Linked DNA regions of Homo sapiens: all the other regions are linked to region 4. The links are chromatin loops, found by intact Hi-C in ENCODE. Cell type or tissue: B cell. All regions are shown on one strand. Links, peaks and the distances in the headings refer to the core of each region. The heading gives the core; the rest is flanking DNA.

Region 1 (5,666 bases), core at 227-5,226, 160 kb before region 4:
TGTACACCCTTTCACATATTACAAGATATATTGATGGTGTTTTCACAGTAACTATTTTAGAGATATTTGCAAAATTATACTTGACCCTGAAAATAGCTTTGATTGGCAATGATGCCATCTCAGACATTCCCCTGTGCCAAATACTGCCACTGAGCAGAGAGCACAACATGGATCACGGTCAATTTGGTGACTCAAACGACAATTTAGGTTCTTACTATCATTCATCCCACAAATATTTATTGAATGCCTACCATGTTCCAAGCCATAGCAGGAACACCAGGATGAATCAGACAATGATTTTGTCTTAAAAGAAATTTTCATCCAAGGGCAAAGAAAAATCAGGTAGATATTTTAAAAATATAGACAGAAAGTGATATGGGGCACAAGAAAAACACACCTAGAAAGCTGTGCACCTCAGGTGACAAGAGAGAATGGTTTCTGCTGAGAACTCAAAAATAGAGACTGCAGTTCATACAAATGCAGATCACCGATGCCACCATCAGTAGTGAATTTTCTCAAGACAGTTACCTCGAACCCAGGTATTTGGTCTTTGTCTAGGGGTTTTCATTCACCAGAACTGTCATGCAGGCCAAGTTTGCCATGCTTTCTGCCTTTATATCAGCAGCTCCTCTCCCCCGCCCCCACCACAACCTTCACACACATTGCAGCAAGGCATCCAGTCCTGGATCGCAACTCATGCTCCTTAACATTCCTACCTCAGTCAAAATGTCCCATCATAGAGCCATTGTTCTACAGGGACCCCAGGTGGAAGTGGGCCAGTCTTCAAAGGAGAGATCACCAACAACATGTGCATAATATATTTGACATATGGGACCTCTGAAGTTATGTGGGTATTCATTCAGCCTATGTTTAAAGCTGTAGCCCAAAGCATTATAGACACTGAGTCAATGGTGATAACAAATCCAATAGGTTTTCACTAGCTCGATCACAACAAAACCTCAATAACTGGCTGGCAACTGCAAAGGTTAATGTGGCTACAGTTTAGTCATCCCATTGTAATCTCTGTGAACGGCACAGGCTGAAATTGTGCTGAATGCAGTTTGCTCACCAAAACTGGGAGGCCCTGCCTGAGAAAGCCATGGAGTTTGACAGCTGAACTTGGGCAAAAGAATAAATATTTTTAGATAAAACATATCACAAAGGAATAATGGTATTTGTTTCATGTTTTAAGCATGCCAATTGCAAAGATACATGCATGTGGCTTTGTAGATGTCTTTCTGAGTTGCATTTGTATCTTTGTCAATACAATATCATCTTACCTTGATACACCACTACATGTCTTGGCTATATGACATCAGTGTCTTGCACAATGGTATTGTGGAAAGGTCAATACTGTGCCAACCCACCTACAGCCTCTTCTGAGGGTACCCATCCTGCCCACACTTTCTGCTGAAGGGACAGGCCCAGGAAGCCATACTCAGTACCCAGTGCCCCACTTCCTCTATCCATAGATGATTGGCCCTGGCAGGGCACCTGAGCCAATGGCAGACAACCCATATGCTGAAGAGAGAGGTGCAGACTACTTTGAAAGATGGACTGGACCAATCAGATTCTCTCCTAGGGCCCTGAACTTGAAACAAACAAATAACCATCAGTTAGTACAGGGAGCAGAAGAAGACATGGCATTTGTTGCTTAAACATAGAAATCAAACATCCATGAACTCCTACTGTGGAAGACCTGGGAGCTTCCTTGAATCTAGAAGCATCTTCGAGTTCTGGATTCCTTAAGGCCAGGGTCTGATATGGCTCCTGCTCTTGGATTTACCATTTAAAAATAATGTAATGTAATGCAATATGTGAAATCCCTTTGTCTTGAGTTGGCTTGAATAGATTTCTGTTTCTTGCAACAAAAAATAAAAGCCAGATTAAAATCAGTGGGATATTAACACCTGGTCCCAACTGATCTCCTGGGCCATAAGGCCATCTGGAGAAATCACAAGAAGCAAGACAAACTGGCAATGTCTTAGCCATTACTGGGAAGGCAATAGAAACCAAAAAAAGAAAAAAGGGAACTGAAAACCTTTAAAGACGATTTGGAAAGTTTGTGTGCATGCACCTCCCTGTTGAGTGTGCAGTGACTTGTAGAGCCAGCACCGTGAACAGAGAAGATGGCCTGAGTTGTCGCTCATGAACGAAACCTAGCATTTGAATGCTCACACTTAAAATAGGCTATGAATGACTGCCGGTTATGAGACATGCTAGATGCACAGGAATCACAAGTGATCGAAGCCAATTCACAAGAAAAATCAGGATGATATTATTTGAAGCAGCCTCAAAAGCAGGTGCTAGGTTTAGGGTGTGTCTACATGGCCCTGGTTTTTATTTCCACTCAGCTTTGGAAACTAAATGACACTGCTGTCTATTTAAAACTGTGTCTTATATATGTTCATACAGAGTGTGTCTAAATAAAACATAATTTACAAACATCTCCACAATGGTAGCATTTCATGGCCAAAGATATTGCATGGCTTGGAGTTAAATACAATTTGGCCTCCATCTGTTCCAGTTGATTTAGAAATTGAATTATCATCACATTTGATCCCAGAAGACATCTTACAAGTTTAAAAACTCAAATTTGTAAATAGGAGGTTTCATGACTTAAATGGAATTTCCTGTGCCTCTGTTATGTAAATTACATCTTCTTGCTATAGGGAAGCAGTATGCTGAAGTGGGTAAGATATGGATGTTGGAGATAGTTGGGCTTGAGTTCAAATCCAGGCTCTGTGATTTATTAGTCATGTGGCCTTGAGAAAGTTACCCCTGCAGTTTCTTTATTTTTAAAGCTAGGATGATGATGATAATAGCACATACATTTCAGGATGTTGTAAAGATTAAATGGGTTAATAAACATACATGCTTAGAACAGTGCCTGGCTCATAGAAATACTCTACAAACGCTTGCCACTGTTATTGGTAATTCTTTCACTGAACGCACAGTCATTAAGCCAGTTCTTACTGAGTCCGTATGAGTACTGTGCTGGGTGTGCCCTTTTGTAATCCTGTTGAAAAAGCACAGCTCACAAGGAGAATAGGAATTCTCATTCTAAATTTATGGTTGCAGAAATGAAGCTTAGAAAGGAAGTTAACTAACTCTTTACAGCCTGCCTGGTTACTAAATCTCAGGGCTAGGATTAATAAATTCATTCATTTGCGCGTTCAACAATTTTTTTTTTTTCAAGACAGAGTCTCACTCTTGTCACCCAGACTGGAGTGCAGTGGCATGATCTTGGCTCACTGCAACCTCCACCTCCCGGGTTCAAGGAATTCTCCTGCCTCAGCCTCCTGAGTAGCTGGGATTACAGGCATGTGCCCGGCTAATTTTTGTATTTTTAGTAGAGACGTGGTTTCACCATGTTTGCCAGGCTGGTCTCAAATGCCTGACCTCAGGTGATCCGCCCACCTCGGCCTCCCAAAGTGCCGGGATTACAGGCGTGAGCCACTGCGCATGGATCAACATGTTGTTATTGAGCACTAGCTACTTATTATTCTAGGTGCTGGAATACAGAGAGGAACCAAACAGATAAAAATCCTTGCCTGCACGGAGCTTACCTTCAGCTAAGGGAGACAGTCAAAAACAAGGTAAGTCAGTATTATGCATAGGAGATTGTAAGGTGGAGTGCGCTAACAAGAAAACTAAGCTGGAAGGGGAGTGAGAATGTGTATGTGTGCATGTTGAGGGAGGTGGAGTTGACAATGCAATTGTTGCTAGAACAGATAACTAGGGAAGGTCTCACTCAGAAGAGGACATTTGAGGAAAGGCATGAGAGGAGTGGAAGCAAGCCATGGGAGTATCTGGGGGAAAGGTTTCAGGCAGCAGAAAGAGCACATGCAAAGGCCCTGAGGCAGGAGTGTGCCTTGCATATTCCAGGGACAGTAAAAAGCCAGTGTGCTGAGGCAGAAAAAGCAGAGAAAACAATGGGAGATGAGATTAAAGAGGTAAGGGATTGGCTGACATTGGTACTTACTGAAGAAAACCCCTCCCTATGTTCCTGTTAACTGGGGTTCTTCCACAAAGTCAACACATCTAAAGAAGCCACTGATGAAACAGGCTCCCCCTTGGAAAGACCATCTCACCTTCCAACCTCTCCATCCTGCAGAGAGGAAAACCCAAGTTTGGCGTTGGCAGTCAGGTAATTCATCAGATCTGGAAACCACCTCATCAGCATCCCCCTGGCCAACTGGAAGCAACCGTGACGTTGTGCTGAATACACTTGCAGAGTCGTGCTGTGGTCTCTCCGAGCTCATCACGGCACCTCCCTATGCAGGAGTTTCAATTCAAGGTCATTTTTGGTTCCTTTCAGTAGCAGACTCAGAACCAGACCTATTCAAGTGTCAGAACAGGGCAGACATATTAATAGCTAGACCCCAGTGGGAGTTCTATTTTCCATTTCCTCCTCCCCCATATTTATTTGTTTCTTCCTCTCCTCTGTGTGGTAAAGGTGATCTTGCATGATATTTTCAGATGAGGCTTAAAAAGGTGGAGTGGAGGATGGGAAGATGACACCCTGAATTGGAGCTCACTCTTTCTCAATCCCTCAGGCTGGAGTTGGGCTCCCTGGGTTCAAATCCCCATTCTATCACTTAGAAGCTGTGTGACCTCAGTCAGGATACTCAGCCTCTCTGAGCCTCAGTTTAAAATTTTGAATTGAGGCCAGGTACATTGGTTCATGCCTGTAATCCCAGCACTTTGGGAGGCCAAAGTGGGCAGATCACTTAAGGTCAGGAGTTCAGGATCAGCCTGACCAACATGGTGAAACCCCTTCTCTACTAAAAATACAAAAATTAGCTGGGTGTGGTGGCGCATACCTGTAGTCTCAGCTACTTGAGAGGCTGAGGTAGGAGAATCACTTGAACACAGTAGGCCGAGGTTGCAGTGAGCTGAGATTGCACCACTGCACTCCAGCCTGCGTGACAGAGCAGGATTCCATCTCAAAAATAAAATAAAATAAAGTAAAAATATAAAATTTTTAATTGGGGATGATGATGACATCTTCCTCAAAGACTTATCATGAGAATTCAATGTGGTCATTTAATTCTGTTTCAGGATTTAGCCAAATTTGGGTGCTATTTCCCTTTTGTGGAGGGACTTTTCATCACAATGAGAAGGACGTCTTAGGACTCCAGGACTTTGAGAGGTGGGTGTCCAAAACATGTGGTTGTCTCTGCATTTCCACTCAAAGCAGAATCCAGGTATTTTCCAGGTGCTTCCCTCTTTCTGCTGAAAGTTCACTTCATCTCCATCTGGGTGGTCCCAGCCTCCCAGGCTGGTAAGCCTCTTGAATTCTTAAGAGGAGACAGAGAGGTGGGCCCTCTGTGGTCTAGGGGAGAAGTGGCCCACTGCCTCAAATGGGAAACATGTTCTAACTGTATTTATTCCCTTGCCTGGGGCAAAAGCTGAAATTTTCTGGTCTCATGCAGGGAATTAAGGAAAATGTTTGTAAATTCTTTGGGAGAAACATGAAAACAACAAGCAAATATCCTTTCTAGAGAAGGAGATTTTTAGCACGTGAATTTGCAGATTATACACTTCTTCCTTCACTGTAGCTTATCTTTTGGGAAAAGGGCACCCAGAATTTGGTGAATGTTGTCTAATGGCCACAACTTATTAACCCTATGTGTTCCTGTAGACAGGGAAAAAAATTACTA
Region 2 (5,666 bases), core at 418-5,417, 84 kb before region 4:
TATATATATCTACATATTTTTTAAAACACATCAAAAGATGCCTGCTCTGGTTGGATGCAACTATGCAGACCTGTGCCAGGGGTATATCTTGGGGAGCAGAGCATGGACTGTGTTTCATGTCCCTGCACACCTTGGTCAGCATCTCTGTGAAGTGAAGGGACTACCCACGCACACATGGCCTCTCTGCCCTAGAAGAGCCCGGTCTGCAAAGAACAGAACTTGACATAAAGTCAAACTATGCATATCAAATCCATGAGGTACAGTAGGGAGTAAATAGACCCATAGGCATTATCTAATTGAAGAGTTAGTTCATTTGAAAAGATATTAGCAAGAAATAGAACCAGTTCTTTTCCATTTGTTTTTTTTAATTTTAAAACATCAAAACACAGAAAAGTACATGTATCTGCATATATGCCATCAACCACCTAGATTTAACAATAACATTTTATTACATTAGGTTCCAATCTTTTTTAAGTTCCCCTACACCAAATCACTGCCATCCCTGTCTCTTTCCTTCATCTCCAGATTGTCCTCGAGTGAGGACATGCCTGTCCAGCCCATGTTTGTTTGTGATACATTCACTATGTATTTTTATATAAACAACATGTGTCTTTAAAAATATATGATGTAGCTGTATATAACAAATATATAAGCAACATATATCATATATAAATATATAATGTATAAATATATCATGTTAACAATATAAAGTTTGGTGTGTTTTTTAAATTTTTATCTAAATGGTATTTTATAATTCAGATACTTGTATAGTTTGCTGTTTCTATTCTTATATTACCTTTCAGAGATCGATCCATACTGGTATATGTAGCTCTATCTCATTTACTTTAACTGCTGTATAGTACTGCATTACATGACTAATTCACAACTTGTCCATCTTTTCATTGATAGGCATTTAAATGATTTCCAGTTTTTGCCTTTACAAACAATGATGCAATGAACATATGTTCACCTGTCACTTTGTATACATGTGCAAGAGACTTTTAGCTTACATACCTAGAAGTAGAATGACTAAATCTTAGGATATATACATCTTCAACTTTGACAGATATTGCCAATGCACTCTCCAGCATAGACTCACCAACTTACACTCCCACCAGCAATGTATAAGAATATTTGTTTCCCTGCATCCTTGACAAACTTGGTTTTATCAGATATTATCATTTTTGCCAGCCTCAGGGGTTTGAAATCATATCACACTATGGTTTTGATTTGGATTTCACTTGATATTAATGAGACTGAGTTGTTTCTTTCTTTTTTCCATGACTGTCCAGTTCATATTAGTTGTCCATTTTTATTGGATTATCTTTTCCTATTAATTTGTAGGAATTTAAAACATACATCTGTATCAAGAATTTTTGCTATCTGTAGGCATTATAAGTATCTTCTTTCAGTCTGCAGCTTATATTTTAACTCTCTATTGTGTCTTTGTTGGCACACAAGTATAATATTTCAATATAAGTCTCTTCCTTTGGATGTATGCCTTTTGAGACATAGCTCTGATGTTTTAAAGTGCCCTATGTTTGCAACTCAAAGTTTTAAACTTTCCCTTTCATACTGAGGTCTTAATTCCATCTGTAATTTACCTGGGTATAGAGTATGACATAGGGATATTTCTTTTTTTCCATAGCTAATTATCCCAGCACTTGAGTAGTTCACTCTTTCTCTGCAGATTTGTGTTGCCATCTCTGTTATAAACCAAATTTCCATGTATTCATGGGTCTGTTTCTGGAACTTTTCCCTCTCAATTTGTCTCTCCCTATGCAAATACCAAACTCTTTAATTACTTTCAGAAGGCAGTTTTTACTGACACCTCACTATTTTCTGGGTGAGATGTGAATACCTCCAGGAAGGGTGATGCTCTAAATCAATGACAATGCCATGTGCATACTGTCCTTAGATTCCTTCCAATCTGTCAATCCACTGAGAGGAAATTTTGGTGGAGAAAATCCAAGGGAGATCCAGAGAACACAGGGCTCCAGGAAAGGGGAAAGGAGAGAGACTCAGAGAGAGGGTCTCTCAAGCAAGAAGCAAAACATAGCACCTCCAATTACTCAAACTTTTTCTAGGCTTTATCCTGAACATAGTTATATTTGCCCAGAAATAGCATATTTCAATATATAAATGTACCCCACAGCATTCTATAACACTTATCATAAAATCATAACCAGACCATAGCTAATATTTATTGGCACCTAGGCTAAACATTGATAGTAAATATGACTTTATTAAATCCCATAACGTGGGTAATTTCCCTGAAATATAGATGAGAAAATTGAAGCTCAGAGAAGCAGAGTGATTTGCCCAAGGTCACACAGCTAGTTAGTGGCAAAACCCAATCTACCTTCCTTGCTACTATATTCCACTGCCTCCATGTTGTAGAATGTACCACATTAGAGTGGGATTACCTGCTTTTGAAGGGAGAGAGTGAATCTTGTTTTACCATTACGTTCTCAACCCAAGCACTGTGTTAGTCACACAACAGGCTCTCAATCAATACTTGTAGACAAGAATGAATAGATGCATGTTAGCTGTGGAGTCTGTGGTTTCTGAGTCATGAAAGGTCTACGTGGTTTATTTAGTTGTTTGGGGGAGAACAGTCTTCACCTTACTTCCTCTGAAAGCCACGCCAAGCCTCTTTTCTTCTTACCCTCAGATAATGAGCTGAGTTACAAATACACAGCAAAGTCTTTCCACCTACACAGATCCTAGGAGTGTACAAATTGATTTGGGGGTGGGAGAACCAGGCACACAAAGGTCAGTGCCAGCAGCACTTCCAGCTTGGACATTTGTTTTCATCTTCTAGAAATAATATTCCCATTTCCCAGATGTTTCAGTGTCATCAGCTTTGTTTCTCAGCAGAGGCAACTGCAACTATTCCTCCTCATGAGGCTGCGTGCTAAATCTGAAAAGCGTTTGCAGCTCAGCCCCACAAAGATTGCTGCTGCAGTGGGGATTCCCAGCCAGCACAGAGCCCTTTGCTGTCGAGTGGATTTCCCCGACATAAGAAGTGAGTGGACCACTGGTCCCTGGGGGATTGTCAGCACCATAACTTCTTTGAAAAAAAAAGTATTTTGGGGTGGTGGGGTTGGGAGACAAGGATCTGTAAAGGGAGGCTATAGTGCATTGGGAACTGGTTTGGAAGACATGGCTCTCTCTTCTGCAGAACAGAATGGATTCATCAATGATGGCTTCACAGCAGTTAGGCCTCCATCACCAACCACCTTGGGTTAACTACTTTACCACCTCTGAATTGAGCTCAGCCTCAGAGCTTCTCAGGGCCCATGTGGGCTCCATTCCAGCAATAAGCATTTGGAAAGCTTCGCATCTGAGAAAGTGCCTCCCGTGAGTTATCTGTGCTAGGAACTCACATCTGCTGTCATTGTCATTCACTTGGATTCTGACATTGATCCAGAATTTCCTAGAAAACACTGTGCTTTCTGACTACTGCTGTGATCTGTGGCTCCCAGATCAGCTTTTACCACCAGCCCTTACCACACGCCTTGCTGTGGCTTCTTGCCTTGTCTCCATAAGCATTGCTCTCTGGAGCTGGCACATGACTTGGCAGGAAACCCCTGGCCTAGAAAAGTCTCCTTACTTTCAACACTCCATTCACTCATTCAACAAACATTTCCTAACACCTGCTATGTTCAGGCACTCGTCTAGGCATTGGGATACAACAATAAACAGGCAAAGTCTGTGCTCTCAAAGTCTTGCACTCTAGTGAAGAGGATAGAAAATCTGCACATAGATAAAGAGCTATTGAACATAATATTCTGTAGTAATGAGCAGCACCATGAAGCAAAAATAAACTAAGATTAGAGAATTGAGATTGGCCTGGGGAGGGGGTAGCACTTCAGAGAGAGGGGTCAATGAAGAAGATAACATTGAAAAAACCTGAACAGATGAGAGAGATTACTGGGGGAACATACCTGGTAAAAGGGCCGAGGGGGAAACGTGCTTGGCAAGATTAAGGACAAAAGTAGGTCAAGGTGCCTAGAAAAGAGAGAGAGAGAGAGAGAGAGAGAGAGAGAAACAGAGAAGGTATGAAAGGAAACAAGTGTATCATGATGTGCTCCTAATCAGCCAATCCTCTTAGCTCATGAGACCTCAGCCTAGATCCCCAAACCATCACCTGCCATCTTACCCAAATTATAGACACAAGCATAAAGAGAAATGGAAAGTTTCATGCATTTACCCTTTGCTAATCGATCCAATGACAGTAAACTCCAAGGAAGGCAGTACTAGGAATTCCTGAAGCCTATATGGGGCCAATGAACACTTAGAAATTAGATATGACTATGGAGTAAAGCAGAAAAAGGTCCCTTGGTAGTCCTGGCAAATACGTGGTACATGCGTCACCTCTCCCCACCTCCAAACCCAAGCTCACAAGCCCAGTGCCAATCAACAATGTCATTCTCATTCATTGAAATGGGATTAGTCATCCTGACAGATTATTGACATTCTGGCTCCAGAGTTACCTATAATGGTCTAGTTTCTTGAGATCAGACAACTATTAAGTATCTTTTGGCAACCTTCTGTGACAGCTTTCAGCCACGTTATAAATGAAGTAGCAAAGGAAATATGTTTATTAAGCTTTAACCTGAACCCTTTACATAGACTATAGTGTTATGTTTCAGCAAAGCTCATCTTTGATGACAGTTTTAATCACACTCAGGCCCGCTCAGGCATACAGTGCCTTCGACAGTCACCTACTCACCTCACTGTGCTGTGTTTGACACGTCTGCCATTTCTGAGTGATTCTGGATGTCTCACACTTTTGCTTACCTGCTTCCCAATCAGTACTCCAATTTTGCCATTCTTCCTGCACATGACACCAGGCAGTCAAACCATATATGTACTTAATTCTGCCAAGGATTTCTGTAATACTCTTAAGGTCTCGTGCTAATAATGGGAATTTCTGGAATTGTGACAGAACTTCTGGGAAGAAAGAGAGGAGGTCTGGGGGAGGAAGGGCTTTTAGCACTTTTGCAAGCATTATATCAGATAGGCAACCATCCAGGTAGGTTGCCATATATCATTGCTTGCCACAGAAAGCTAGTTCTTCTCTGCTTATGTCCAAAATAAAGGAAGTGAGTCTTGCCAAGAGCCATTTTTAACCATATCTGGGGCAGAAGAACATTAATGCACTATCTTGATGCTTTCAAAGCTCTTCTACTAATTCCACATGCATAATACCTCAGGGTCCAGGTGTCACTTGGGTGGACTTCATCCACACCAAGCTACAGGATGAAGAGGCTCAGAAGGGAAATTTCTTAATCGTGTATAGTACTCTAACCACATCCTGCCCAGAAAGGATGGGCTGAGCTGTAGGTCACTGTCCAATGCATCTAAATGCATAGACTATTTTTTTTGGTTGTTTATTTTATTTGGGGCTATGGACTTGGACTTTTGAGAAAATTCTCTGTCATCATTATCAACACAATCTTTCTTACACTTCAGGGAGTTTACTAACCCCACCCACACAAATAGAATGACTCATCCCAGAGGGGTCTGAGTTGGTGTCTGGAAAGACAGTGAGATTAAACAACTGCTTCAAAAAGCAATGTCTTAAATTGTCCTTGTAGCAATTGCCCATCGGAAGAAAGACCCAAAGAGAGGACATCCAGATACTATTTCATAGATAT
Region 3 (5,599 bases), core at 1-5,000, 360 kb before region 4:
AAGGTGTTGATGTTACTGAGAGGTGGTATTACATGTGCTTCATGTTTTTTTTTCTTTGCTTCTGATTTATCTAGACTTTCTAATTTTCTGCAGTGAACATTTACTATCTTAATTAAAACAATTTCTTCCTGAATCCGTGCAACAACCATTTATTAAGCACTATTTGGTGTCAATTTCTGGGCTGGACACAGGAAGGCAAAGATGCCACACCCTCAAGGAGCGCATACTTGAGGGTGAGTCTGGAATGTAAACAAATAATTGCTGTTCAGTAGAACAGGCTCTGAGACAGTGGTGCTGATTGGAGTGGGAGCTCTGAGCTCTGCTTTTGGAGATTAGTGCAAAGTTAGGCACATCTTGTGGGATAAATGGGACTTCCAACTGGAAATGGAGAAGGGGTAGAAGAATGTTCCTCCTTGTGGTTTGTGGGTGGAGACTTGGATACATTTGGTGGGGGGTTAAAAGACTGGAAAGGCAGGCAAGGTTAGAATAAGAAGGCTTTGGTGGGGCATGCCTTGGACTGGGCAGTTAACTTGTAAAGGACAGAAAAACGCTGACAGGTTTTAAGCAGGGGAGTGTTATAAATGTTGTGCTGTGGAAGGATCACTCTGGCAGCACTGTGGAGACAGCACAGGGAGGCTGGGAGAGAGCTGGACAGGGAAGGGGACCAGCCAGGAGGATTTTGTAATAGCCCAGGAAAGAGGTCATGAAGCCCCAGTTGGCTAACAACAGATTATGTAATGGGCCCCTGTGGACTAAATCAGCAAAAGCAAATGATCCAGATGTAGAACACTGTTCATCTCAAAATATGTTGGTATCTTTAAAAGTAAAAACTTTTTTTTCTGGTGATAAAGATAATACATGTTCAATACAGAAATTTGGAAACTATAGAAATGTACAAAGAAGAAAATGAAAGCATCTATAATCCCATGAACTGGAGCTGAGATATATGTATATGTACATATACTGTATATGAGAGATAAAAATTAAATATTATATTTATATTTAAATACTGATTTATAAATCTCATATATACATAGTTTATTTAAACTATGTGCATATGGTAAAATAAAATTAACTTAGAGAAGGATAGAAAATAAAAAGTAAATATTGAATGTTTACCACATGCTGGGCACAAAATATAAGAACTTACATATATTTGGTTATTTAATTCTCACAGCAACCTTGTGAGAAAGGTCTGCATGTATTCTGCCATTTTACTGATAAGTGAATTGAAGTACAGAAAGATCAATGTGACTTACCCAAGGTTCAGTAACTTGTAAGTATCAGAGCTGGGATTTGAAAGGAAACTAAGCTGTTTTTCCTCCAGGGCCTGTACCATGAAATCGTGATGGGGCAATTTTGAATGATGTATTTAAACTTCTGTTGTTTGATTCATTGACTTTACACAGTGACTCCTGACACTCCACTACAGCGTTGTCCAACTAAACTTGCTGCGGTGATGGTGATGGACAGATTCAATATCTGTTCAATCTAGTACAGTAGCCACTAGCCACATGTAGCTAGCTGTTGAGCACTACAAATGCTGCTACTGTGAACAAGAGGCTGCATTTTAAATTTTAATTAATTTAAATTTAAATGACCAACTGCTGCTAGTGGCCACCCATGGGACACCACAGATCTCCATAAGATAAAAAAAAAAATGAACACCTCATCCCTTGGTCATATTCTCTGTCCCAGTAAAACCAACTTTATTTCTTATTTCAGTCCTTTCCCATGATCATCTCCATAAAACATGCCTATATTTATATTTCTTGATTTACTGAATTGAACATTATGTTGTCCATGCCGTGTAAGATGAGAAATTATTTTGTGTACGCCACTCCCCCACCCCTCTCTTCTCATTTTTATGAATTTATTTCTATCATTGGTTACCTGTATACTTTGGTATTAGTTAAGATTCTTCTGATTGCAAGTTGGATAGAAAAAGCCAAATCCATCTGATTTCAGCAATACAAAAGGAATTTACTGGCTCATATAAACAAGATCAGAGGCAGAACTGGCATTAGACCAGGCTAAATTGAGAGCTCAATGTGAGCGGGACTCGATTTCAGCTCAGCTGTCCTCAGTCTGCACACTTCATCTTCAAGTTCTATGTGGTGACCACAGCTGTAGCTCTGGTTTCATATCCTCTTAGATTCTAGACTAGCAGGAAAGTAAGCATCTGTCTTTCTTGTAATGCTATTTAGCTGTGACCACAATGATGCTCAGTTAAAACACACACACGTGCGCACACATGCACACACACACACACAAACTCAGTGATTACAACAATAAGCATTTACTTAACATGTGTATGTGTGGGTTGGCTGAGGTCAGATGATCTAGATTGGGCTTGTTGGGGGTTCTGCTGATCTTAGTAGGAGCTGCTCACACTTCTGAGCTCAGCTGGGGGTCAGCTAATTTAGGCTGGGCTTGTATGGACAGCTCTGCTGATCTTTCTTACGCTTCTGGGCTAGTGTAGCTCAGCCCTGTTCCATATGTCTCTTATCTTCTTTCCTGAGACCGGTGACCCATCCCAAGCATATTCTCATGGTGATGACAGAGGCACAAGAGTGCAAGACCAGCTGCACAAACATGTGTACCCTATGCTGTGTCATGTCTGCTAACATCTCATTAGCCAAAGAAAGTCACATGACTGTACCCCAAATCAACCGAATGGAGACGTACTCTCCTCCCATGAAAGTGAGAAGGAGGCAGAGAATATTTCTGCACAATAATTTTCTATACCACTTAAGCAGATGGGGTTGGCTTGCTCATTTCAAAACAAGTGATGTGGCCAAGGGCATAGGTTGTACACTTTGGCCTAGACCTAGGTCCCATATTCCATCATGGGTGTAGAATTACATTCACATTTGCCAAAGCATGTGAGCTAAGAGTGGAGAAGGAAGGCTTACTTCAAATGAAGGTTAGGGTTCTGCTAGCTACATATAGGGGAAATGGATGTGAGATGGCAAACCACAGTGACAATTATAACTTTAAACAATAGACTTACAGTTTTATTTCTTGAGTCTTTGGTGTTAGATAGTATCCTTTGACACCACATGTATAACAGTTCTCTTTCATGCCCCATTTCCACTCTGTCAACTCAATCATTCATGCTATTTGTTTATATTTATGAATGAAGGGCTAGGTAATTAACAACGGTGGCTAGGTGTCAGGTGCAGCTCCCTGCCACTGAGTAGGTGTGTCTCCTCAGTAAGCATATCTGAGGTTGGTGGCTGGCTGTGTACATGGGTGGGATGTGTCAACCACAAGCTTCCCTTTAGGATGCAAGTACAGAGAATCATGCAAATGACTTTCTTTTCACCTCAAAACACCAAAAACAGAGGGCTTCACTGTGGAATGCCAAATACCATACAACAAGCCTTAGCTCTCCCAGGGAGACATCTTATTTTCTTAATAGATCAGATCTTGGGGAGGGGACGAAGGTTTCTGAATCCCCTCTTGCTGCTCCATCTGTATGCATGGGAAAAGAGGAGAGAGATGACAAAAGTCAAACGGTGCAACCATTCTCTGGTCAACCTTCTGTTAATCACTTGGTTTTTGCTCCTCTTTCCATTCCTGAGTTCTGAATCTGTTCATGTCCAACGTGAAGATTCCCCAAGGCTTCTTTGGAAAGAACATTCCACCCTTTCTGCAGCCTCCTCCTGAGTATATCTGGGGTGCTGCTTTCTCTGCTCTGTTTCATCTATCCATACTATTCACTGTCTTTCCTTCTTCCAGAAAAGTATCAAAATGTCTGCTGATGGTTTCCTTTTTTGTCTTCAGCATGGTTATGAATTTATTTCCTTAACTGACTCTTCAGCAGAATTTTGAAAAGGAGTGTAGATAAATGCAAGCATCCAGTCCACCATCTTGAACACACACACACACACACACACACACACACATATATATATAATATTGTGTGGGTATATAAATGTGTGTGTATGTGGGTGCATGCACATGTGTTTTTTTTAAAACAACATTAGATTTTGCCAGTTACATTTTTGCTACTGGCTTAATTGAATACCCTTCTAGAAGAGTTTTGAAAGCTGTTTCTTAAAACCACTTGGGGAAAACAGGGATCTTCCTCTCACTTTATTATTATTTTTTAATAATATTAGCTGAGTTTTTGGTCTTTTTTCCTACCTGAATGAACAAACTTCAGAGATGATACGATCTGTTACACAGAAATCTGTTTAAGTTGTACTTAAAAACAAGAAAAGATATGTTGATTCTAACCTCTGGAGGTCAGCATTGGCTTTATCTATATTTTGGTTTTTTGTTGTTATTTGTTTTTAATACTGAACAATCCTAAACCCTACACCCTTATCAAACTAGAGCATTCACTTCAAATCCTGAGAGTAGCTGGTGAAGAATGGGCCTGGAATAAGAGTGGGTAAATGACCCATGAAAGAAATGACTATCTTATGTTGGATCTAAAACCTAACTAGTAAATATTTATTTGTTACTGTTAGTACTATGTATACATTTACTGTATGCCAATAGTATTCAAAATATATGGTTCTACTGAGGATGGCTAAAACACACATAGATGGAGGGAGAGCTTCTGCCTAGTGGGCTTCAAATTGAAAAGATGCACAGCATTGAGATAGACACTTTCCAGGAGAAAACCATGACTCACATGGGGATGACTTCAATGGCATCTGGTTTCCATCTTCTTTGTTTCTTCTCTTGGACTCCATTCAGAGGCACTTCCTTCCAGCTGGATCTTTTAATGGCATAATGTGAAAGCAAGATCCACAGAAGTGGGTTTACAGGAGGGACTTGAAGGAGAAAATGCAGATCATCAGGGGGAGACGATGGAAAATTACACCCAGATGGGAGGGAACAGAGAATGTACACACATCCAGACTAAAATATACCAATTAAAATATTTAGGGAAATGAAGAGTGGTGTATGATTTTTAATATAGGGTAACAAAACTCTGAATGCAATAAAAAGGCAAAGTGATATAGTCCTGATTGCAATTAGCACATTAATGCAATTTCTGTTTCTAGCCTGGGAAAATATGTCAGCTCTCTTTACTTAAATGAATGGAACATGGCACTGCTTGTAGTCTTGCTGTGACTTATTCAGTCTACACACTAGCTCCATTCATGATGGCAGTACCCTTCTTTTCCTTTCAGAGCTGGAAAGGTGCTGGCGAAGCTCGCCTGGTGTGCCAAAATGACCTGGAATTGGAGGTAAAGCCACCACCTGGGTGGGTGGGTTGGGCCTGGTTACAATAACCAGCAGCCCATCTGGGTCCATATGAGAGAGACTGGAAGGGGCGCAGCAGGCCATTGGTTTCTGTATGAAAACACACATTTTCACATTCTCCTTCTCCCAAGTCATCATTAGCAAGGAGGAAAGTCTGTTTCTTCCTTTAAAATGAGGGTCCATTATATTCTGTAGCTTTTCCCCCTATATATGATGTTCCTTTTAACTGAATAGTACCAGATTTGAGTGACTTGCCACTGGTCTTATTCTCTTCTCTACCTCCAAACAGCTCTTGAGAGGGGCCATATCACTGGGAGGTAAGTGGTGATGGCATGGAGGCTGTAACGATGGTTACAGTTCTTCTGTACATTGT
Region 4 (5,666 bases), core at 409-5,408:
TCTTTTTTGCCTGGGGGTTCCACGGCTGAGGCACCAAGACAAACACCACCCAAGAATCGACCTATCCCAGTCAGTGCCGTGATGGTGCCAAACCGAGAGGAGAGCCCGAGAAGGGGGTGGGTGATTTCCCGGCTGCTCCCCATCCCCGGCGCCTTGTGCCTTTTTCTCCCTCCCTCTCCCGCTGCGCTTCAGCCGAGGGCTGCTGGAGCGAATGGGGGATGTAGAGGAAGGAGTCCGTAGGTTTCCGTGCCCTCCCAATCTTCTCCGCCTTTCCCGACAGCCGCGCGTCCCCGCCTCAGCCCAAGGCCAGTGGCCCGGCCTCGAGGAAGGCGCGGGGGCCGCGAGAGACGACTTTCCACAGCATCGCCAAGGAAACCGGCGTCGCCGGTGCCCCCGCGGGCCTCCCTCGGCAGTCCGGGGGCTGCTTCCCGCCGTTGCGCGCCCTCCTCCACCACCCACTCGCTGCCTCCGCCGGCCGGAGCCCCCGCCTTACTAACCCCCTCAACTTCGCGGGCGGCGGGCAGGTGGGGGCGCGCCTCCAGGCCGCAAGAAGGGAGCGCTCCGAGATTTTCCCGGGGTCGGCTCTGCCCAGGAGGGAGCTACCGACGCTTTCCCCTGGCGCTTCTCCGCCGCTCGGCTCTCCAGGCGCGCAGCTCTCCCCGAGAGCCCCGAACTTTACCGTCACTTTGCCCCTGCCCCGGGAGAGGGGAGGTCGAAGTGCTGCCGGCCAGAGGGCCTACGCAAGCCTCGAAACCCGGGGGGACGCCTCTTCCACCCCCATCCCTGCGCTCGCCCGGGGCTGGGCGCGCCGGGGCGCACGCACGCCGGTTTGCTGGCGACCTGGCGCATCTGCCCGCGCGCCCTGGTCTCAGCTGTCGCAGGTTCCTCCTGCACCCACTTCCAGTCTTCAAAGCCAGTGCAGTCAGCACCGTCCACCTGGAGCCCCAATCCTCTCCTGCGATTCCCGCACACCCACTGCACCCCATCCACCACCTCCGGGCCGCGCAGGTCCGGGCCTGCGAAGACACGCGGCTTACCTCCGGCCACTCCGTTCATCTGGTCAAAGGGGCCTCCCAGTTCGGCATTGGGAAAGATGGTCACCGACGTGGCGGCGAGGTCCTCCACCGGGTAGATGTTGTCAGACAGCTGGTGCACAAAACCACTGAGAGTTACTGGGATTTTGTCTACGGCCTTGGCGGTCATCATTTGCTCCTCGCACAACCTGGAGACCCAACTCCCTCGCTACCTGGAGTGTCAGAAAAGCCGTTTTGGAGAGGGGTTGGACTGAGCCTGGGATGGTATCTCCTTTTGCCCTCCACACTTAAAAACAACCACCACACACACCAAGAAAAAAAAATCAACAGAAATAAAAGTAGCAAACAAGTTGCTGTTTTTTAAGAAATAAGAAAAATGTCTATTTGCCACTGACTCTCTCCTGTCTGTGTTCCGGCTGCTGGGAAGCCAGGAGTTGCTGGTGTAGTGTTATTATAACAGTCAGTGAGTCCCCTCGCCGAGCTATTAATCAATTGCTCCTCGCTCAGTTAGACGGAAAGTGTTGCTCTAAGTATTTATGGGCAGGTCTTCAATACCCGTGACGTCGCTGCCCATATATGGACTGAGGAACAGGGCTGGGCCAGGCGGCTTTTGCCGTCACATGGCTGATTTGCATACACGGGCTCGGCCGCGCGGACTCCGCCGGGCTCGCGACTTCCAGCTCGCAGGCGGCGGGGATCGCTGGGGTCCCGGGCGCGCGGCCCTAGCTGCAGCCTGGGTCCGGGGCGCAGGGATCGCGGGGGAGAGGGCGCGCCATGGACCCAGTCACAGCCACAGCAGGAGAGCGAGCTGCTCCAGGCTGCGGCTCAGCCTCCCGGGGCGGGGAGGAATTCCGGTTCTCTGGGACTTTCCAAAAAAGGCGAAGATCCGGTGCCGGCGGCTCCGCCTCCCTAGCCCTTGTTTGGGAGCCATTCCGGAAAATTAAACTTCGGAAAGAAACCGAGCGGAGCCGAGACACTACAGTCAAACCCCTACTCACTTTCTTGGCAGCTCAAAACCGCAAGCAAAAGGAGGCAGCGAAGAAAAAAAAAGCTACATGCATTCACGGAAGCTGACTGCTTTTTTCTGAATTACTTGGTGGAAAGAAGTGGCTGGTGATAAGAGTGAATGCGTATTGCTTTTTTGGAAAGTCTGTTCTATTTATACAGGAGCGAAAACGGAACAGGTTTGGGTTGTTTGTTTGTTTAAGTATTTTGGGCACCTTGGGACTGGGAGGGTAAACCCTAGGAGGAGCAGAATTACTGTGGGGAGCTTCGAGAGAAATCCTCAGCCGGAGACACCCTCCTTCCTCTGCCCGCGCGCTCCCCGCCCCCCTTCAGCTGCTGCGCGGAGCGGGCGCCCTTCCCGGCGCGTCTGGGCGGTCGGCTGCGTGGGGGCGTCCAGATGGAAGCTTGGACACTCACCCTGCCCCTCCAGACACACATACACACACACTCACACTCGCTCCACTTCCGCTACACACTCCCGCCCCCGCTGCCCTCTTCACACACCCGCTCACACACCTTACACTACACACCTCCCTGTTGACTGCGTCCGCGCGCCGTCGTTGCCAGCAGTGTCCCGGCGGCAGAGCGGGCTCCGGGCTCGCTGGACAGGAGGTTCTATGAAGACACTGGCCTAACCTTCACTACCGGTCCCTGCAGCCACAGAATCCCCCTGACCCCCATAGCCCAGGATCCAGGACCGCGCCCTGCCCGCACCCGAGCCAGAATACACGTACTAGAATAAATATTTTCTCTCCCTCCCCAAAAAACACCTCGGTGAGCCCAGCGCGGTCCTCAGTGACGGCCGAAAGCATCTCTAATCACTTTCAAGACGCCATCCCCATCCCCCAACCCACTCGTTTTACTTTGCGAGACCCCGGTAGAAACCCTTCTGTTTCGTTCCCAAAGCAATTTTTAAAAACTTTTCCAAAGTCCAAATAGCAGCAGGTTCTGGCTTGCTGGGCGCAAAGCTTCTACCTCCCAGTGCGCCCCAGCCCGCAATGGATAGCCGGGCCTGTCCGGGGCCCCACAGGAGGCTGGTCCCGGGTGCCCAAGTCCAGCGCACCGCCGCCTGCATGACTCATTCATGGTCGTTTGTGCAGGTTGCGAACTGCCCCAGAGCCCTTTCCCGCTCCAAAGCCGCGGAGGCCAGGGATAACGCGCAGGGTCAGCCTCGCAGGCCTGTCCTGTCCCTTTTTCACCCCGGGCCCGGAGCGGCCCTAGCTTAGTGTGGGCCGGGGCGGGCGGGAGCCACGGCGCCACGCCGTGGAGGAAGCGCGGCGCTGCAGGCGGGTCTTCAGCCGCTCACCTGCCTCGACCGCTGCAGCCGTGCGCCAGCTCTCGCCGGGCCCAGCGCACCGCGGTCAGGGCCCTGAGGCTGCCGGGAGCGGTCTCTCCCTCTGCTCTTCCACTGAAGCGCTGCTTCTCCCCCTCCCTCCAAAACAGCCGGTATCCAGCGGCCGGCCATCTCTCTGACTTAAGTCACCCAGAGCACATTTGGGAAAGTTTCTCGCTCGCGCTGTGCGCTTTTTTCCAATTGGGGATGAAAAGGACATGGAAAGAAATCGCAGCAAGGTTAGCACCCTAGTAGATACCCCACCCCAGCAAAAATGTGCAAAGTCCTATTTCTCAAGAAAGAAAGAAAGAAAAGAAAAGCAAGAAAAGATAGCTGCGTTCTTACCACGTGCGCCAGCCCACTCCGCCTGCGCTCTGGCGGGTCCCGCGGCCCCCGCGCTGACCATGGGCAAGACGACGCCTCGGAAGGGAGTCCGACTCGCATCTCGGGCCCTGAGTCCGAAAGAACGGGGGAAAGCCGAATTATGCAAATGCGGATCCCTGCGATGGGGCTCGGGTTACGGCCCCCGCCGGCCCCTTAGGTGAGGCACCCACCGGCAGCAAGCGCGGGCGAGGCGACTGCTCGCGCTTCGCTCCTCTCTGCGCACGTGGGCGGACCGGCAGGCGGGCGAGTTGCCCGGGCCGCCCCGCGACTGGCGCTGCTGCCAAACCCGCCGGCGGTCGCCGCGCGCCACCCCGAGGGGGAGCTCCTGGACGCCCGAGTGCCCGGCCAGCAGGGCGCGGAGGGCAGGACCGGGGCTGGGGGCGGGGCGGGGTGCCTGAGCGAGGGAAAACCGCGAGGTCTTCGGCTGCCACCTTTCCCGGAGGAGGATGCCAGTAGAAGGCGGGTGGAGGAGGGGGCCCCATCAAGGAGTCTTGAAAGCACATTAGAGTAAATGAGAGTGACTGACCCTCTGAAATTCTTGTGAGCTTTCCAAGGACTCACACCTCCCCCTAAGAGCTACGCTGCATCAGCCTGGGGTGCGCAGGGAATGGAGTGGGGGCGGGGACGGGCGGCAGCTGCGGGGAGGCCAGGGAATGCCTGGGGCCAGTCCTGGGAGGCCTTTATTGAACCTCCGCTGAAACAAGTCAGTAGATAACTCTCGTAACCTTTGTTTTTTTGAGTGTCTCTTGAAGTACCAACCCTTAAATATGGGTAGTGCAGATAATGGAACAGAATCAAGGCGCACCCTTTCAAGCCAGCCACCCTGTGGATAAGCTCAGAAAGCTAAAGTGGCTTGCCTAAAGTCACGTAGCTGGTAAGTGGTCGTGTCCAAACTTGCAGCTGGGTCTTCTGAATCCAAGTACAGCGCACAGTGGTCGCTACATCGTGCCCTCAGGAAAACCCAGGTCTGAAAAGTGAACACTTCTTTGAGGATTGGGAGCCTGACTCAGCCCACTAGGGAAGAATCAGGCCGCCTCCGCCAATTTCATCTCCTTTCTTTGCCATTTCTGAGGAGAGCAAAGCTGAGGTCAGGGCTTTCTACAGGCAAGGAGGAAGGGACTGTCATGGACACGCCCCCTGCCCACTGTAAAGGGAGAATTTGAGTTCTTGGGCTCTCCAGACCTAGACTGTGGATGGAATAGCCAGGCTGGCACAAAGCCAGCATACTAATAGGCGCTGTCATAAGAGAAGCTAGCCCCACAGTATCCTTCCTGGAGACAAGAAGAGGTGAGAAAAGAAAGAAGTGCGGACAAGTAAAAACTCCAAAGGGTTTACTGAGCAAGATACTGTGCTGGAGGTGGAGGGGTGTGGGGATGGAGAATGTGAGAGTTGAATACAAACATGTACCATGGTCCCTACTATTAAGCATTTGAACTTTTTTGTTTTGATTAAAAATCCAACAAAGAAACAACTTTCTTTAAAATAGACCTGTAAAAATGCCCGACTAAATGGGGCACTCCAAGATGTATCAGGGCTATTAAAAGAGTAGCAAACTCATGCCAGATTCCAATTTGCTTTGTCCAGATTCCAGAGCCAGAAAGTAAAATAACAACGATGCAGAGAAACCCTTTAGTAGGCTTGCTCCTGGGGTTGCGGGAGAGTGTTTAGGGTGACAAGCAGGGGTGGCAACCTGAGGGTCCTAGCTGGACCCCAGAGTCTCCTGAGTGATTTTCAGGTTTTTTTTTTTAACCCAGATTTGAAATTCTCATTTACAGTGTGGTGACAGGATCACCATCAGCCAAGAGGGATGTCACAAATAATTTGTTCATATTTGTGTTTTGATTTATTAACATTCTTGCACATCATTATAGGCTCTACCTATTGTAATGTCATTTTTGTTCCCTTCCATA

The links. Hi-C counts contacts between places; a loop is a spot of excess contacts. Peaks named below come from ENCODE experiments on the same cell type or tissue, not always from the same donor. Only the 100,000 strongest peaks of a DNase experiment are listed, where the experiment ranks them.
Region 1: a loop joins it to region 4, with 7 times the contacts of the local background. A loop is called at or near these places in 6 of 110 quality-filtered maps.
Region 2: it touches region 4 in a loop (3-fold over the local background); 16 of 110 quality-filtered maps call a loop at or near these places.
Region 3: it touches region 4 in a loop (5-fold over the local background); 11 of 110 quality-filtered maps call a loop at or near these places.

Annotation. Positions count from the first base shown.
Region 1 is chr10:62,651,332-62,656,997 of GRCh38, forward strand. LOC124902436 (talanin) reads left to right here. Exons shown (of 6, transcript XM_047426120.1): 2 at 3,512-3,599; 3 at 4,036-4,150; 4 at 5,065-5,155. LOC105378327 (a long non-coding RNA gene) reads right to left here and starts at 4,254. Exons shown (of 3, transcript XR_946002.3): 1 at 4,095-4,254. RefSeq lists enhancers at 1,280-1,329, 1,880-2,129, 3,748-4,947, 4,008-4,177, 4,025-4,254 and 2 more and a silencer at 1,530-1,579. In B cell, for the core only: no CTCF peak of the experiment used is centred there; DNase peaks (open chromatin) are centred at 2,110 and 4,180; H3K27me3 peaks cover 1,098 bases.
Region 2 is chr10:62,730,568-62,736,233 of GRCh38, forward strand. No RefSeq gene overlaps it. Among named protein-coding and RNA genes, the nearest start is that of ADO, 71 kb to the right of the region's middle. In B cell, for the core only: no CTCF peak of the experiment used is centred there; DNase peaks (open chromatin) are centred at 2,644, 3,004 and 5,174; H3K27ac peaks cover 823 bases.
Region 3 is chr10:62,454,588-62,460,186 of GRCh38, forward strand. It overlaps a transcript of ZNF365 not described here. Among named protein-coding and RNA genes, the nearest start is that of ZNF365, 83 kb to the left of the region's middle. RefSeq lists an enhancer at 2,890-2,939. In B cell, for the core only: no CTCF peak of the experiment used is centred there; DNase peaks (open chromatin) are centred at 2,134 and 3,184; H3K4me3 peaks cover 638 bases.
Region 4 is chr10:62,814,824-62,820,489 of GRCh38, forward strand. It overlaps EGR2 (early growth response 2), which reads right to left and starts at 1,543. Exons shown (of 2, transcript NM_000399.5): 1 at 1,038-1,543. The coding sequence starts at 1,206. RefSeq lists silencers at 454-543, 1,564-1,993, 2,284-2,363, 3,274-3,423, 3,924-4,173 and enhancers at 2,389-3,386, 3,024-3,193. In B cell, for the core only: CTCF peaks have their summits at 3,309, 3,509 and 3,738; DNase peaks (open chromatin) are centred at 738, 1,678, 1,918, 3,298 and 1 weaker place; H3K4me3 peaks cover 4,041 bases; H3K27ac peaks cover 2,151 bases; H3K27me3 peaks cover 2,550 bases.